Regions from separate parts of the Homo sapiens genome. Here regions 1 and 3 are each linked to region 2. Evidence: chromatin contacts called from ENCODE Hi-C or POLR2A ChIA-PET data. All regions are on one chromosome and are shown on one strand. Each heading gives the region's core, a stretch centred on a gene start or an enhancer-like site at or near the end of the contact. The rest is flanking DNA. Distances are from core to core; before and after follow the strand shown.

The links. A loop is a pair of places that touch in the nucleus more often than their neighbours do. ChIA-PET counts read pairs that join two places held with the same protein, here RNA polymerase II (POLR2A). Pooled maps may share reads with other maps.
Region 1: a loop to region 2 is called in a map of B cell, with 2.6 times the contacts of the local background. The contact joins two enhancer-like sites. A Hi-C loop is called at or near these places in 18 of 168 maps with a recorded cell type or tissue (B cell, GM12878, HepG2 and 14 more), 30 of 37 single-sample maps with no recorded cell type and 20 of 50 pooled maps. POLR2A ChIA-PET finds 5 or more read pairs at or near these places in 9 of 52 experiments (AG04449, AG04450, BJ and 5 more).
Region 3: a loop to region 2 is called in a map of heart right ventricle, with 2.7 times the contacts of the local background. The contact joins two enhancer-like sites. A Hi-C loop is called at or near these places in 14 of 168 maps with a recorded cell type or tissue (B cell, Caco-2, GM12878 and 10 more), 24 of 37 single-sample maps with no recorded cell type and 24 of 50 pooled maps. POLR2A ChIA-PET finds 5 or more read pairs at or near these places in 5 of 52 experiments (AG04450, H1, OCI-LY7 and 2 more).

What each region holds. Positions count from the first base shown.
Region 1 is chr20:17,854,944-17,857,643 of GRCh38, forward strand. No RefSeq gene overlaps it. Among named protein-coding and RNA genes, the nearest start is that of SNORD17, 110 kb to the right of the region's middle. Within about 2 kb of position 1,413, at least 11 of the 41 ENCODE cell types and tissues checked have a DNase peak (open chromatin) inside an H3K27ac peak, as active enhancers do; they include B cell and mammary epithelial cell, where a contact is called at or near this core.
Region 2 is chr20:17,894,483-17,897,182 of GRCh38, forward strand. No RefSeq gene overlaps it. Among named protein-coding and RNA genes, the nearest start is that of SNORD17, 67 kb to the right of the region's middle. RefSeq lists enhancers at 1,028-1,704, 1,359-1,498. Within about 2 kb of position 1,274, at least 26 of the 41 ENCODE cell types and tissues checked have a DNase peak (open chromatin) inside an H3K27ac peak, as active enhancers do; they include B cell, ascending aorta, heart right ventricle and 4 more, where a contact is called at or near this core.
Region 3 is chr20:17,935,864-17,938,563 of GRCh38, forward strand. No RefSeq gene overlaps it. Among named protein-coding and RNA genes, the nearest start is that of SNORD17, 26 kb to the right of the region's middle. Within about 2 kb of position 1,333, at least 21 of the 41 ENCODE cell types and tissues checked have a DNase peak (open chromatin) inside an H3K27ac peak, as active enhancers do; they include ascending aorta, heart right ventricle, ovary and 2 more, where a contact is called at or near this core.

The DNA.
Region 1 (2,700 bases), core at 163-2,662, 39 kb before region 2:
CCTTTTTTATTTTATTTATTTATTTATTTATTTGAGATGGAGTCTCGCTGTTTCTCCCAGGCTGGAGTGCAGTGGCGCCATCTTGGCTCACTGCAAGCTCCTCCTCCCACGTTCACACCATTCTCCTGCCTCAGCCTGGCAAGTAGCTGGGACTACAGGCGCCCGCCACCATGCCCGGCTAATTTTTTGTATTTTTAGTAGAGACGGGGTTTCACCATGTTAGCCAGGATGGTCTCGATCTCCTGACCTCGTGATCCACCTGCCTTGGCCTCCCAAAGTGCTGGGATTACAGGTGTGAGCCACCATGCCTGGCCTCATGTAATCCTTTTGATAACCCTTTGAGATAAGCACCAAGGGTGTTCCATAAAACCTAAAAAAAATTATAGCCAAAAAAAAAAGATTGTTCCAGTACACATATAACTGAACAAAAAAGTCCTGAAACTGAAAAATGAAAAATCCCAGAAGGTCTGAGTGTAGTGTGGCTGCTTGAGGCCAAATTAGACCTTCTGGTCAACATGATTTCCTGTAAGTGAATAGATAAAAATAAGCTTCTGTATATGTTCTATGTATTGAATCATACAGTATCACTATATATGTTTTTTCATTCAATATTTCTTACAATCCAGCATTGTAAAAGTTTCACATGACATGACACTTTAGAGGAAGAAATGGAAAATCAGGCTGGATGTGGTGCCTCACACTTGTAATCCCAGCAATTTGGGAGGCCAAGGCCAGAGGATCTGTTGAGCCCAGGAGTTCAAGACCAGCCTGGGCAACATGGTGAAACCCCATTTCTACAAATAATAAAAAAAAATTATCCAAGCATGGTGGTGCATGCCTGTAGTCCCAACTACTCCAGAGGCTGAGGTGGGAGGGTCACTTGAGCCCAGGAAGTTGAGGATGTAATGAGCCGAGATCATGCCACTGCACTCCAGCCTGGGTGACAGAGTGAGACCCTGTTGAAAGAAAGAGAGAAAGAGAGAAAAGAAAGAAAGAAAAGAAAAAGAGAGAAAGAAAGAAAGAAAGAGAGAGAGAGGGAGACAGAGAGGGAGGGAGGGAGGGAGGGAGGGAGGGAGGGAGGGAGGGAGGGAGGGACAGAAAGAAATGGAAGATCAGAGAAGTGGAATAACCTCCTAGGATCACACAGCTTGTGAATGAGAGGCACTGAGTTGCTCAGTGATGGAGTGTCTAATGTTGGGTGTGTATGTACTGACTGTGTCCCAAGGCCAATTATAACTTGGGGAAGGCACCACTACCTCCCTGTCATACAATGGGTACATTGTCTGTCAATGGCACGTGGTTGTACACACCTCCAGGGGTAAACAATCAAAAGTCAGGAGCCTCTCCAGCTCTCCCTCATAAAAATACTGTATCCTCTAGGGAGTGGGGTTCTCTAGTCCAGCCCCATGTGATATGCAGTCCCAGTGGGGCCGGGAGATTTGCCCAAGGTCACACAGCTGGTTAGAGGGGAACCACACACCACCACGTCCTGCAGCTGCAAATCTGTTTCATGGCCTGCTTCCTCTCTTCTTCCCTAGAATGCCTTTTTTTTCTACCACAGAGTTTCTACAGTTCAAACCTGGAGGGCAGGTTGGGTTTTGTTTTGTTTTTCACACACTCCTTCACAGATTACAGGAGAGATTTTACTCTTGAACTGAAAGTAGAAAATTATTGTTAGCTTTAACACACAGCTCTTTCTCTCTTCCCCAACCCAGATACATTAGGATCCTCTTGTCCTATCAAAAAAAAAATAGTAATAATAATAATAATAATAATAATAATAATTCTATGGGGCAGAAAAGAGAAGAATTTGTGAGTTTCCCATTCCTGGCTGGACATTTCCCACAAATGGCAGTTAAGTCTTCATTGACTAATAGGAAAAGAGCAGCTCCAGCCGCATGACTTCACGGCACAGGCAAAGTCAAAGGCAAGGAGAGCTCACCTTAACTCTGGTGTATAGACACAGACTCCATGCCTCTTGTCCAACTCTTCCATCAGGGAGCCAGAACGTCCACATCTTCCAGGTTCCTGTAGGCTGTGTTTAGGGAGAGATGTAAGACTCTACTGGAACTTACGTGCTGGGAGGGCCAATGGTGCTGACACTTGGTCTTCTTGCTCTTGGCTGATGGATAGCAGGGAATATGAAGCTATCTATATCTCACTCAGATAGAGATGGACATTCCAGTCAAAAGCTAAGCTACTTCTGAATGCAAAGATGGTGTATCAGCTTTTGCTGCATAACAAACCACTCCAAAATGTAGTGGTTAAAATAACTATTGTTTATTTAGCTCATGAGTCCTCATATTAGCCATTTGGGTTGTGCTTAGCTGGGCTCATTCCTATGTCTTTGGTCAGCTGCTGGGTTTGCTGGGCCTGTCTGATCTGGGATGGCTCAGCTGAGACAGTATGCCTCTGCTCCACGTGGTCTCTCATCCTCAGCAGCATAGCCTGAGCTTTATGCACAGTAGCCTGGGCTTTATCCATGGTAACCAACAGGCTCCCAAGACAAGAGCAGCAGTACTCAGGGCCTCTTGAGGCCCAGGCTTGGAACTGTCATAAGGTGACTCCCAACATATTCCAATGGCTAAGTCAAGTCAAAAGGCCATCCCTGATTCAAGGACTGGAAATCAGCCCCAGAAGCTACAAAGTCACATTGGAAAGGGGCATAGATTTAGGGAGGGGGAAGGATTGTCACCATGT
Region 2 (2,700 bases), core at 24-2,523:
GAGGTTGAGGCTGCAGTGAGCTATGATGGTGCCACTGCATTCCAACCTGGGTGACAGAGTGAGATTCTGTCTCTAAATAAATAAATAATTTAAAAATTAGTGGGGTGGCTGGGTGCAGTGGCTAACACCTGTAATCCCAGCACTTTGGGAGGCCGAGACAGGCGGATCACCTGAGGTCGGGAGTTCAAAACCAGCCTGACCAACATGGAGAAACCCCGTCTTTACTAAAAATATAAAATTAGCCGGGAGTGGTGGCACATGCCTGTAATCCCAGCTACTCGGGAGGCCGAGAGGCAGGAGAATCGCTTGAACCTGGGAGGCAGAGGTTGCAGTAAGCTGAGATCCCGCCATTGCACTCCAGCCTGGGCAACAAGAGCGAAACTCCGTCTCAAAAAAAAAAAAAAAAAATTAGCAGGGCATGGTGGCACACACCTGTAGTCCCAGTTACTTGGGAAGCTGAAGTGGGAGGATCCCCTGAGCCCAGGAGTTCCAGGCTGCAGTGAGCTATGAACAAGCCACTGCACTCACTCCAGCCTGGGCAACACAGCAAGGCTGTCTCTTAAAACAAACAAAAAGACTATAATCATTGTACACATCTGCCTTGTCTATTGGCAGGAACAGCGCCAGGACGGCAGGGGAAGAGCTCCGTTTCCCTCCCTGCTCTGGCTCCCTTTAAAGGTGGCTGCCTCTCAGCCTCCTGGCCCACCCGGCCTTCAGGGCCACAGGCCTCAAGCCAGCTGGACACCTCACACCGGACAGCTCTGCCCTGGGAATCCTGGAACCCCCTGCTAGTAGGCGCCACGACCCAGGTCGAGGAATGCCCTCAGCACAGAGACTGTCCCCTGGGGCAGCTCGCCCTACTGCCTGATAAGGGCGGCTCCTTCGCGGCTCCCAGACTCTGGAGCCTGCGGGCTGGGCTGCAGCCAAACGCAGACACCCCTCTAATGCCGACAGCCTGGCCCCCTTACCCTGTAGCTCTCCGCCCTCAGGATGCATTCTTCCCCAGAAGCTCCCTGCCCACCCCCACCTGGAAGGCCTCCCTCGTCTGAATCAGGGCGCACACAGCTGAGTCTCCAGCGCGGACACCCCGTCACCCCAACACCCTTCTCCTCCCCCCGAACAACCGCTTACGATTTTTAGAAATCAGTAAAATACATGCCCAGCTCCAAACTTTTGGAAGCGCCTCAGAGTTTTGCAGAGCATAGCAGTGGTTCTGGGCTCCCCAGTGCACCCCAGACTTGGCTCCCTCCTGCCCAGCCCACAGCCGCGTCCCGAGAGTGAAGGGGAAGCACAGGCAGCCCTTTCCGCCGCCCCCGCTGGCATGACATCACCTTCCCCACGCCGAGAAGCTGAAGTCTTTCTCATTTTGTTTCATGCTCCAAGCGCAGCTTTAAAAACCTTTCCTGGAGGTGGGGAGGGAAAATACCCAAAATATTAGCCGTGGCTACAGCTGGGTGTAGGATGCAGGGAGTTACTGTTTCCTTCTTTATACGTTTGTATTTTCCACAATGACCACATTCTATTTTTTATTGTCAGGAAAACGAATGAGTGTTTTTTAAGTAAGCAATTTAGAAGCCTATTTGGTTGCCTTCAGCATTTTTCAGGGCCTCAGCTCGTTTCTGGAGCCAGCTTTTCAGCCGCTCTTCTCTCCGTTCTCTCGCTCTCTGAGTGGAGTTCTCTGCCTTCCACCCTTTGCTTCTGTCCTTTGAAAATGTGAGCGAAGCACAGTTGCTTGTGCAAACCACACCAGCCTCCTGAGATCCTCTCGATTTTCCTTCTCACTGGGAATATTTTTCATCAGAATTTATTCTCCCAAACTAAGAAAGGGACCTCATGTCCCCGCTCATCTGATGCACTGAGAACACAGCATCATTTTCCCAGTATTCTTGCCAAGAATACACAACCTGAGGCTTATCATGAGGAAACATCAGGCAGACCCAAACTGAAGGACATTCTACAAGAAAACTGCGTGGACTCTTCAAAAATGTCAAGGTCAGGAAAGACAAAGAAAGCCCAAGGAACTGTCGCCGATTGGAGGAGATTAGAGACAGGGCAACCAACTGCAGCACGTGATCTGGGATATTGTGTTGCTATAAAGGACATTACTGGGACAGTTGGTGACATCTAAATCTGAATACGGTCTGTAGATTAGCTAATTGTATTGAATCAGTGTTCGTTTCCTGACTTAGTCACTGCACTGTGGCTGTGTAGCAGAATGTCCTTTACTTTTTAGGAATTATACACTGAAGCTTTGGGAGATAGAGGGCATCACATCTGCAATTTACTCTCTTATGATTCAGAAAAATATATATATTTGTACACACAGACAGAGAAAACAGTAAGGCAAATGTGGCAAAAATGTTAATATTTGGGGAATCTTGATGAAGAGTTTAAAAAAAAATCCTTTTGTTCTGTTCTTAGAATTTTTCTGTAAGTCCCTTTGCTTCTGACCTCTGGGTTAATGCAGTTGACACAACAGCCTGACTCCTAGGCTGACTGCTGACTAATTCTTTGCTTGATGCTCTTGACCTTGGACTGTGTCCTCCCCCGATTTAGCCCCTGTAGAGACAGTGAGCAGGAAGACTAGTTTGGTGAATAATAAATCCGCTGTCACTGCCACCATCACCACCAACAGGGGCAGAGGGACTTTTGCTGAGCACTCACTATGTAAGTCAATGCTCCCATACCCTGAGTGATGTA
Region 3 (2,700 bases), core at 83-2,582, 41 kb after region 2:
AAATATTGCATGGTATGTATTACACTATATTATTTGTTGTATGGAATTCAAATTTGGCAGTGTTCCATGTTTTATCTAAATCCCAGCTAACATGTGGCTAACGACCACTAGGCTGGACGGCACAGATACCGAACATTCCCGTCACACAGAAAGTCCTTATGAACACTGCTGCTCTGGAGAGGTCTTCACTCACCTGTCTGCTTCCTGGGCTGGGAGGACGTGAAGACGGGGCTTCACTGGAATGTGGGACCTCTGTATCTGGCGTGGGTCCTCACGGATGGCAACCACATTCCAAGAGAGTGGCCCAAGAGCAAGGCTTCCTCCGCTCTGTACCTGGAGGTTACCCGCCAGCGTCACTTCTGTCCTGTTCTGGTGGGTTACACATGTGCCATTCCAGCCAACCCAGGTTCAAGAGGAGGGGGATCCGATTCCTTCTGATGGGAAAGCTGCAAGATCACATTACAGAAGAGTATACGGGACTGGAAATATTGTTGGAAAATACAACGTTGGAGTTGGGGACATCAAATCACGTAGGGCTTTGTAGTTGTTGGAAGGACTGGGGCTTTGAGTCAAACAGGGAGTCATGAAGGGTATTTGCAGAGTAGGGTCACAATCTGACTCATGTGCGAAGAAGATTCCTTTGGCTGTTGCAAGTGAATAAAACGTAGGGGGTGAAGGCAGAGTCTGGGAGTTTCCTTAGGTTGTACCTAGCCCTAAACTAAACTGAAATCAGACCCCAGCCTAGTACTTGGTGGTGGAGTTGGCATGACGATCCCAGCTTCTGGACCCTATTTCCCTCTTCCCTGCAACAAGGACCCTTGCAAGTAGCCCCTCCCCTCACACCAGCTTCACCTCTTGCCCCCAATTCTGAGGCGAGTCACATCTGGTCAGTTTCACTCCCCCGCCCCCTCCTATGGCGACAAGTGCTTTAACAGACAGTGCAAAAGGGGTCAAAAGCACTGCAGACATGAACCAGACTTTAGAAAAACACATAGCGCGAGCCCTGTTGGGATTCGCAGCAGGCGTTTCCAATGTTTTTCTCGAGACTGCAGGCTTGGGATTTCCTGTCTTCTGAGGCATTCGCTGAGCAGGCCAAGATCAGCTTCATAGGAAGGCAGGAATGGGGCTTCCTACATTGCTGTCTGCAGGCTCTCTCTGGCTCCTTTCCTCTCCTCCCCTTAGGGTCTTTTTTGTGTATTCTTTCTCCTACTTCTGACACTTTTTCTGCCCCCAGATAAATGTCCAGCCACCTGCCTCCCAACAGGACTGAATCACGGGATCATGATACAATCAACAAATCCAAGGAGCTGAGAGGCCCCGGGAGCTGCAGCTGCATCCAGCTGGAATCTTGAAGGCTGGCTCTAGCTACGGGTTTCCACCCTCATGCGAAGTGTGCCAACTGCTTCGCAGAAACCTCCTAACTTCAGCAGGGCAGAGCAATGGGAAGCTATGTCAAGAATTGCTATGGGTATCCGGCCTGATTTAGGGGTAACTGATACACAGCCTAACACCGCACAGCACCGTTCTTATTAACTGTTCCTTGACTTTGCCCTGTCTTAGGTTGACCGTCCAGAGCATGGGTCATCCCCTCCCTGTCTTTTTGCAATGTAGAGAGGATGGGGTAAACAACAAACACATGACCTCCATTCCCTCTCCAAACCCCATCAGAACAACTGGAAAGGATCTGCAATGTAACAGTTAAAAAGTAAGGCCGTTCATAAACAGTTCCTGAAACCCAAGCAGCTGGCCAGTCTCCTGCTCCATTTCCTTGCAGCAAGTTTCAGTGGAAACTCTATACCCCAAACCCCCAAATCCCTACCCTTTGACTGATGCGAAAAATCCCCCCAAACAGGCCTTTGTTCCTTTAGCTGAGGACACACCAAATGTATTAATGAACGTGGATAAGAGCTGGAAGGCAACTATCAGAAGTGGCTGTGGACTAGGATTACAGGCTGTTATTTTCCTGGCCTGAATATTACAGGTCCCACAACTTAAGAAGCTTTAAAGGAGGTTTGTAAAGCATGTATTAAAAAATAAGGCAGGCCCAGTTGGGCAGTGGCTCATGCCTGTAATCCCGTTTTGGGAGGCTGAGATGGGAGGACTGTTTGAGGCCAGGAGTTCAAGACCACCCAGGGCAATATAACAAGACCCGTCTCTACAAAGATTTTTTTAAAAAAATTACTCAGGCATGGTGGCGTGTGCCTGTAATCCCAGTTACTTGGGAGGCTGAGGTGGGAGGATGGCTTCAGCCCAGGAGCTGGAGGCTGTCATGAGCCATGACCGCACCACTGCACTCCAGCCTGGGCAACAGTGAGACCCTGTCTCAGAAACAACCAACCAACCAAAAAAAAGAAAGGCTCAATTAAAAATTAAAATCCTCCCAAACAGCTACCTAAACCATTCACAACTTCTAGCTAATGAAGACTTTGGTTGGGTGGGGTGGTTGCTGAAGGCAGGGAAGAGGCTGGGAGGCTCAGGGCCTCTGTGCTTGTCTGCAGGGGGCCCTCACCTCTTCCTCATGGGAAGCAGGCCGTGGAAGGACAAAGATGCAAAAGAGCTGTTTTGGGGCCTCAGGAAAACTCCTCCATGGATCTCCACGGAGAGAGAGAACCAACAGCAGAAAACCTCCAGAATCCAACCCCAATGCTGGCATCCTGAATCGTTTTTTGTAAACAATTCCTATTCGGATAGGAAAAAAAT